2 separate regions of the Homo sapiens genome follow, and region 2 is linked to region 1. A link is a loop called in an ENCODE intact Hi-C map of the cell type or tissue named here. Cell type or tissue: PC-3. All regions are shown on one strand. Links, peaks and the distances in the headings refer to the core of each region. The heading gives the core; the rest is flanking DNA.

What was found. Peaks named below come from ENCODE experiments on the same cell type or tissue, not always from the same donor. Only the 100,000 strongest peaks of a DNase experiment are listed, where the experiment ranks them.
Region 2: it touches region 1 in a loop (2.3-fold over the local background); 1 of 110 quality-filtered maps calls a loop at or near these places.

Annotation. Positions count from the first base shown.
Region 1 is chr11:77,368,169-77,372,566 of GRCh38, forward strand. The region is part of intron 5 of PAK1 (p21 (RAC1) activated kinase 1); the gene reads right to left. Among named protein-coding and RNA genes, the nearest start is that of GDPD4, 69 kb to the left of the region's middle. In PC-3, for the core only: a CTCF peak has its summit at 2,279; no DNase peak of the experiment used is centred there.
Region 2 is chr11:77,312,207-77,316,604 of GRCh38, forward strand. It overlaps the pseudogene TOMM20P1. Among named protein-coding and RNA genes, the nearest start is that of GDPD4, 13 kb to the left of the region's middle. In PC-3, for the core only: no CTCF peak of the experiment used is centred there; a DNase peak (open chromatin) is centred at 1,785; H3K27ac peaks cover 462 bases.

The sequences.
Region 1 (4,398 bases), core at 69-4,068:
AATTGTGAAATTTCTAAGCAATGGTGACAAAGACGACCCTACAAGCTTTCTGAGTAGAAAAAAAGATTGGTCACATACAGAGAAGGATAAATAAAATGGCTTTGGACTTAGCAGTACCGAAAGCTAGATGACAAAAGTGTAATGTTTTCCAAATTCTGATGAAAAAATATGTGTAACCTGCAATTCTATAAGCAGCTGAAGTATTAATTAAACGTGAGGGTAGCATAGAGAACGCCCCATTTTGAGACCTGAAAGGTATTATTAAATGTTTACTTTCCATTTACTTTCTTAAAGCTACTAGAGGATATGCTCCACCAAATTCAAAAGTAAACAAAAAATAATGTAGGCGTGGCATAGAAAAAATAGGAATACCAACACAAAAATGCAAAGGGATTGCCAAGACAATGGTGAAGGAAGATCCCAGAATGAGAGCTACTTATTACAAGTCCTACTTGACTTTTTAATCAAATACCTGGATAATAATATTTTTTATTTATTTTTTTTTTGAGATACAGTCCCACTCTGCGGCCCAGGCTGGAGTGCAGTGGCATGATCTCGGCTCACTGCAACGTCTGCCTCCCTGGTTCAAGTGATTCTTTTGCCTCGGCCTCCTGAGTAGCTGGGATTACAGGCACACAACACCAAGCCCAGCTAATTTTTTTGTATTACAGGCGTGAGCCACCGCGCCTGGCCGGTAAAAATACTTTTAAGTGAGTATTCTTAATCACCATTAACCCCAGAGGTAATTGATGTTACTATTTGGTATTTAGCCTTTCAGAAGTGATCTGTGGGTGGTAAACCTTGATCTTCACATGTCCAAACATACCTTTATATTGACACCTTATAGTTAAATGTTAGTTTGATTAGGTACAAAATTCTTGGTTCTAAACAATTTGCCTCATCCCTCTGAAGATACTGCTGTTTTTTCCACTATTTCTAATGAGATGTCTGATGCTAATGTTCCTTTGGACATGAACTATATTCTCTTTGGAGGCTTTTAAGATTTTTCTCTTTATTCTTGGATCTCTTTTCAATTATCTGACTTGGTCATTAACAGGCCCTTCATCTGAAGACTCATGCCTTTCTTCAGCTGGGAATTTTTTCTTCTATTTTTTCTTTATTTTTTTACTCTACTGCCTCTGTTCTCTGCTTATGCTTGAATCCCCCTGACCAACCCTCTATTGTCATTTATTCTCAAATTTTCTATCTTTTATATTTTATATTATTAATTCCCTATTCACTTATATGCATTTGTTGTTTAAACCTTATACATTTCTTTTTTTTTTTTTTTTTTTTTGAGATGGAGTCTCGCTTCGTCACCCAGGTTGGAGGGCAGTGGCATAATCTCAGCTCACTGCAACCTCTGCCTCCCAGGTTCAAGTGATTATCCTGCCTCAGCCTCCCAAGTAGCTGGGATTACAGGCATATACCCCCACACCTAGCTAATTTTTATATTTTTAGTAGAGATGGGGTTTCACCATGTTGGCCAGGCTGGTCTCGAACTCCTGACCTCAGGTGATCCACCCGCCTCAGCCTCCCAAAGTGCTGGGATTACAGGTGTGAGCACCGCACCCAGCCATAAATTTATGTCTTATGTTTTTAATACTAAGAACATTCTTTCCTCCTCTGATTGCTCTAATAGCAGGGTGTTTTTGTAGATGAAACATCTACAGATCCTCTCTGAAAATACTAGATTTTTTTAAAAGTTATTTCCTGACTTATCTACTTCCTCTGGGGCTAATTTTCCTTCCTTATCTTGGTTCCTCTCTTTAATGTTGTGTTTCTCTCAAATGTCTGCAGATCCTTAGCTATTCATTCATATTTATAAGTGAAGGATAGATTAGTGTATGTAATTAGCATTAGTTTTTCTGAAACTTATGTAAGTCTGTTTTTCCACTGTCCTACTCTGAATGGGAGGTCTGATACGATCTGTTTGTGAGTTATAGATAGATGGTTATTGGCAAGTGTTACTTTAGGGTATGTAGGCATGGAAAAGTAGAGATTCCCCTCCTCCCAGGTATCAAAAGTATGAGAAATTTACTCTTGGGATGGAAAACTTTAATGTATTTTCCTTCACTGCAGAGCTACTTCTCCTGTTTCCTTTTCTTTATATCTGCGGTAGAATTTTGCAGTTAACTCAGGTTCCTCTGTTTCTCTCTGAGGCCCCTATACCCACAGCAAGAGCTTTCCTCAAGTAGGCAGTTTACTTTCTTCAGAAAATTAGCTGATTTTAGCTTAGAATCAAATGCACCTGCTGCCTTTTGTTCACTGTAAGGAGGAGGCTGCCCCTACTGTTTCAAAGGTAGAATTAAATTAATTTACCCTTGAAGATGACCCATGACTCTTTCCTGCTTCTTGTATATATTCTTTCAGCCCATTTTCTCTGGAGCTACTTTCATTTTCCTAGGCATCTTCTCTTACACATACTTTAAGCTGTGGCTTCTTCTGCTCTGATCAATCTGACCTTTTCTGCTTTCTATCTTCCATGAATTCCTCACAACAGTTGATTTATGTCATGCTTTTGTTTCAGAGCATTGCTTTTAATTTGGTTTTTAAGAAATCTTTTCTGAAATTAAGAAATTTGAGATAGCAAGAGAGATGGGCACATGAATTCAGTTTACTATCTTGATCCAATTTCCAAAGAAATCTAAGATGTTAGTTTAGACATCACATATCCAACTACATCAATCTTCTACTTAAAATAGTCCCTCAGCTCCAGCACAAAGTCCAAGCTCTCTGGCCTAACATACTGGATCCTTAACCCAACTTTTGTTCATGCTGTCCATCAGACAGGAAAGCACTGCCTTTTTCTCTGCCTGGTATCATTACCTGATGCTTACTTAACACTATATTATAAATCCTTGTTTACATGTTCTGATTCATCACAAAAATTGTGAGACCAAGAGCAGAGATCTTACTAGTCCTTGACTTCTCAGCACCCAAAGAACTTATCATGTGGTAACTATTCATTTTATAAATGAGAATCAGGCATTAAAATGCCATGGAATCTTAGAGTCAGATCTCAGACCAGTGAACCACAGATAACAGAATTTAGAGCTAAAAGGGACTTTAAGATTATGTTTGTTAAACGAACAAAGCTTTAAGGCCCAAGAACTCTGCAAACTTCCTTGTACTTCAGAGCAGAATAAATCACTCCATCAAATATAACCCTATTGTACATTATTCATGCCTCTCTTGCAGCCCTTATCTCCCCAGTCTGTCATTAATTTTTTTTCTCAAGGATTAAGACAGTGCACGTTCATTTTTGTGTCACTTGTATTTTGGCATAAAGAAGATACTAAGTCAATATTTAGGGTATGAGTGAATACATGAATGCTCAGGAGAGCAGAATTTTGTGCTGGTTTCTACTACTAACTCATTCAAACGTAGGGAGTGAGTCACTTAATCTTTCTGAGTCTTAATTTCTTAGGCAGCAATTATATTTGATTATTTCACAAGTGGAATCATCTGTTTGAAACCAACATGGAAAATAATGACATGCTACCATAATACAAAACATATCCTCCATGTAAAACTAGTAAGGATATATAGAGCACTGAGCTAGTGCTGGACAAATGTTCTGAACTAGGGGAGAACAATGTCCTTGACAGCCTTAGTGGTTTTAATTGTAGATACTAAACCAGTACAAGTTTTTACCAAGCAGGTGTTATCCTCCCTGCCATATGGCATGAACCCCAGGGCTCTTCCTCCTCAATAACAAACAACATAGCTACAGCTTTACTGCAGTCTCCTTTATAAGACCTCAATGACATCTTTTTTTGTTCCTTGCCACAGTGAAAAGAACCCTAAACTGAGATTCACAAGACTCAGTTGTAATGTGGTTCTAATTATAAGTCTTCAGGAAACTCTGTTTTTCTGCCTATGAAATGGAGATGACAATACTTTGTACATAAGTAATTGTGAGGCTAATCATGCTTACATAAAGTTTTTAACACCGTGCATCGCAGGCACTCAATATTGATAGCTATCACTCTTCCTACAAAAGCATAAAGACATTTGAGCCACAAAGCACAATTCGGCTTAAAGCCTCTTCTTTAATAATTTACTATTCAAAGATCCTATATTTGCAAATTCTTTCCCATCTTTTAATCACATCTCTTCTATTTGATGAAAGGCAGCACAAATCAGGGGAAAGCAGTATAGGCTGGGAATCAGATGCCTATTGCCATTAACTCTTTTCCATTTCAGTTTTATCATCTACAAGGATAATAACTTACCTCAGTAAGCTCCTGTGAGGATTCAGAGAGTCAGTAAGAAAGGATCCAACAGGTTGCAAGGCACTGAACGTGTGAATATTGTTTTTTATAATCAATATGTGTAAAAATGACTCCGAATAAACCAGTCCCCACTGGTGGAAGCATGGTTCAAAGTATTTTG
Region 2 (4,398 bases), core at 86-4,085, 56 kb before region 1:
GTGGGTAGTCTAGTGTAATTCAACAGAGTAGGAGAGGAAGCTGGAAGTGGTAAAATGTTATGAAACACTAGACTGTTTCCAGCTCTCCCCTGCTGCAGGTAGTAACTGATGGCTGATCCAATATTGTGACAGGTTAGCAAAGGAGCCACTGGCAGCCAATCAGAGATGCCTGGAAGAATGTGGGATAGCCTGAGTGACAATCCTCCCAGAGGGATCTAAGAACAAGGTAGTGCATCTTCCCTCCACTTATCTCCTACAATTTCAGGTATTCCCTTATTTCTGGTGAGGGGCTTCTTCTGAAAAAATCTATAACATCTGGCCCAGTACAATCACCTTAACAGGAAAACAGGAGTAGCCCCATCACCCCCTGTCTTCTTATATGACCCCATAGTAGTTGAACTGCATTTACTTGCACCCAAGGGTGAGGGCAAGCTAGCACAGTGCCCATGTGGCAAGGTATATAATAACATCAAATGCAGGATAAAGGTGTTAGTGTGACCTCAGATAGATCAGCTACACTAGATAGCCATGAGACAGCAGTGCCTTCAGGTTGGTGTCTGCCCACTCTTGGTATAGGGCATTGTGCAGAATTCCCAACTACCAAAGAGAATCAGGGTAACAAAAAAAAAAAGTGCAAAGGTGTGGAAAGGTATATCTAGGTTCAGGTCCCTGCAGTGCAGCTGTACTACTCTAGTTATTTTCTCATCCCCTAATTCCTAAGTCCAGATGGACCCTTGCAGGATGTGTTGGAAAGAATTCTGTTTTTTTTGTTTGTTTGTTTTTGTTTTTTGAGATGGAGTTTCACTCTTGTTGCCCAGGCTGGAGTGCAATGGCGTGATCTCAGCTCACTGCAACCTCTGCCTCCCAAGTTCAAACGATTCTCCTGCCTCAGCCTCCTGAGTAGCTGGGATTACAGGCATGCGCCACCATGCCCAGCTAATTTTGTATTTTTAGTAGAGACAGGGTTTCTCCATGCTGGTCAGGCTGGTCTCAAACTCCCGACCTCAGGCAAACCACCTGCCTCGGCCTCCCAAAGTGCTGGGATTACAGGTGTGAGCCACCACACCCGGCAGCTGGAAAGAATTCTAAGATGACCCACCAACATTCCCAGCCATTGGTGTACACATACCTTCTCCCAGTTATTCAATCTAGGTACTGTGGTGAAGGGGTTTGCAGATGTAATTAAGTTCTCCAATCAATTGACCTAGAAATAGGGATTATTTAGGCAAGCCTGATCTAATCACATGAACACTTTAAAAGTTTTCTCAGGCTTTCCGAGTCCTGGCCCACGGGCGTTGGGTATGAGCAGCGCCCTCCGCCCTCCGCCCTAAGGGTTCGTGGCCCACCGCTCCTTCGCAGTCCCTGCCGCCACCGTCCACGCTCTGCGTTGTAGAGAAGACAGTGGGTCGGAAGAGCGCCATCGCCGCCAGTGTATGTGGGGCCCTTTTTATCAGGTACTGCATCTACTTTTACCACAAAAGACGAAGTGACCCCAATTTCAAGAACAGGCTTCGAGAACGAAGAAAGAAACAGAAGCTTCCCAAGGAGAGAGCTGGGTTTTCCAAGTTACCTGACCTTAAAGATGCTGACGCTGTTCAGAAATTCTTCCTTGAAGAAACACAGCTTGGTGAAGAGTTACTAGCTCAAGGTAAATATGAGAAGGGTGTAGACCATCTGACAAATGCAATTGCTGTGTGTGGACAGCCACAGCAGTTACTGCAGGTCTTACAGCAAACTCTTCCACCACCAGTGTTCCAGATGCCTCTGACTAAGCTCCCAACAATTAGAGAATTGTAAGTGCTTAGAGCTTGGCTGAAGATGATGTGGAATGAGAAACAAATGTCAACATAATAAAATCTCAGTTAAAAATATTTAAGGCCGGGCGCGGTGGCTCATACCTATAATCCCAGCACTTTGGAAGGCCAAGGCAGGCGGCTCATGAGGTCAGGAGTTCGAGACCAGCCTGGCCAACATGATGAAACCCCGTCTCTACTACAGATACAAAAAATTAGCCGGGTGTGTTGGCGGGCGCCTGTAAGCCCAGCTACTTGGGAGGCTGAGGCAGGAGAATCGGTTGAACCAGGGAGGCGGAGGTTGCAGTGAGCTGAAACCATGCCATTGCACTTCAGCCTGGATGACAGGGTGAGACTCTGTCTCAAAAAAAAAAAAAAAAAAAAAAAAAAAAAAAAAAAATATATATATATATATATATATATATATATATAATTCTTGGTAGTTGAGCAGCTCCAGGGGAATAAGGGCAAATATGCTTGTTATGAACTACACTGAAATCTACCAAAGTTAATGTTTACTTTGTGTAGATCCATTTGTCTATTTTTTTCCCAGTGAAAAGTATATTTTGATAGAGAACTTTTCATTTTATAAATACACTATGAGTTACTGAAATATTATGGATTTTGTTTATTCCAGAAACATAGTTAAACTTTACATATGACATGGCTTATGTTAAAAATACCCAGTGGTCAGTTTTGAAAATAGGCAAAAAAAAAAAAAAAAAAAGTATAGGAGAAACTGAAGAATGCACACTTTTTTAGCTCATACATTTTGCTGTAAATCCGGAAATTTGGTAAACTTGGTTGTGTTTGTGAAAACTAGCATTAAAATTTTTGAGCGATCATTTATTTCCATTTAATCTCTTAGACATAAATATGTGAGGTATGCTGCTGTCCTGTGTTAACAACTTCATTCACTTTCTGTATATCGGTCTTGAAATGTTTTGTTTAAATCAGTGGGCTTAATGTGTTCTAGGTATTTACCTCCTTGGATTTTAAATACATGTAGTTGCAAATAGCACCAGGAATTAGAGCTATGTACACCCCTAATCTAGCCTTGTAAGATTCACCAGTTCCTGTGTGCTCACTTTCCCTCCATTTTTTACATGAGAGAATGCGTCCACTGATCACCAAAGTGTCCCTTTCAGCTTCTGATTCACTGGGTTCTGATGAGCATCTTTAAATCCACCTTAACCTAAGGAATGTGTGTGGGCAACCAGGCTTTGCGTTTTTTTATATTCTGAATTTTGCATGCTTGCCTTAGTATTTCCGAATTGATTTTTTTTCTTTTCTTTTCTTTTTTTTTTTTTTTTTTTTTTTTTTTGAGACAAGAGTTTCGCTCTTGTTGCCCAGGCTGGAGTGCAATGGCATGGTCTTGGCTCGCCGCAACTTCCGCCTCCCAGGTTCAAGCGATTCTCCTGCCTCAGCCTCCAAAGTAGCTGGTATTACAGGAATGTGCCACCACGCCTGGCTAATTTTTTTGTATTTTTAGTAGAGACGGGGTTTCTCCATGTTGGTCAGGCTGGTCTGGAACTCCCAACCTCAGGTGATCCGCCCCCCTTGGCCTCCCAAAGTGCTGGAATTACAGGCATGAGCCACCGCGCCCAGCCGAATTGATCTTTTTTTAATGGTATAACTATCTTGTTGATTTTCACTGAAATTATATGGTTCTGTCACTTCTCTGTAAATTAATCTGAAACTTTTAAGGTAACTGGGATGATCTGCTTGTAAAAATGTTTGTTGACTTTTGCTTTTATCATCGGTGTACCAAATCCTACTTCAGCTTGATTAATTTATCTTGTTAAACGATGAGAGTAAGTTACAACCTTGTGACTGAAAACTTGAAAATAATGGAGCAGGTGGGACCTCTTATTCTCAAATAGTGACATATTCTCCGTAGTCACAGATTCCATTTCAGAATTGAGTAAGGATCCTTGGTATTTGGTGGCATCTGTTGAACTGAGTAGCATTTCTCATTGTAAAGACTGCCTTTATTCTGTCTAAAAGTCTGTGGAGAGATCCCAAAGACTTTTCCTGTGTACTAGGCATTTTATTTTGGTTTACTTACAAACTCTTCTTAATCGTTATTAACCTTGGGTTTTTGTGGTATAGTGGAAGGAGAAATCGTTCTAGTTTCTGCCTCTGATTAGCCGCACAGCCTTGAGCAAGTCACATTTCATCTCTGATCTTACCTCTACTATTAGACTAGGTGACTCACATTTGAGGACCTTTCTCAGGTATCTTGAGGGTGTGTGATCTTGAACCCTTAAACAGTGCCTTTTTGGTGACATAGGATGCTTTTGGCAGGGGGGATGACCAGTGCAAACATGCCAGTTAGTTTTACTAGTGGGATCCCAAATCCAAAGCAGTGTAGTGGTGATTGGTCAGTGATTAACCAGTCAGCTAAAAAGTCTTAGGCACCAGCCCAGATGTATATAGAGGGGCAGTTAGAGAGAAAACAGGGGTGGGAAAGGGAGCAACGGGCAGACAGCTCAGCATGGAAAAAAGGGGCTCAGAAAAAGGAGGGCTGGCTGGAGGAGTGAAGAGCAGCTTAGGTCTGGGGAGGGTAGAAACACCATTTCCTTGGGAACTGGAGTGCAGCATG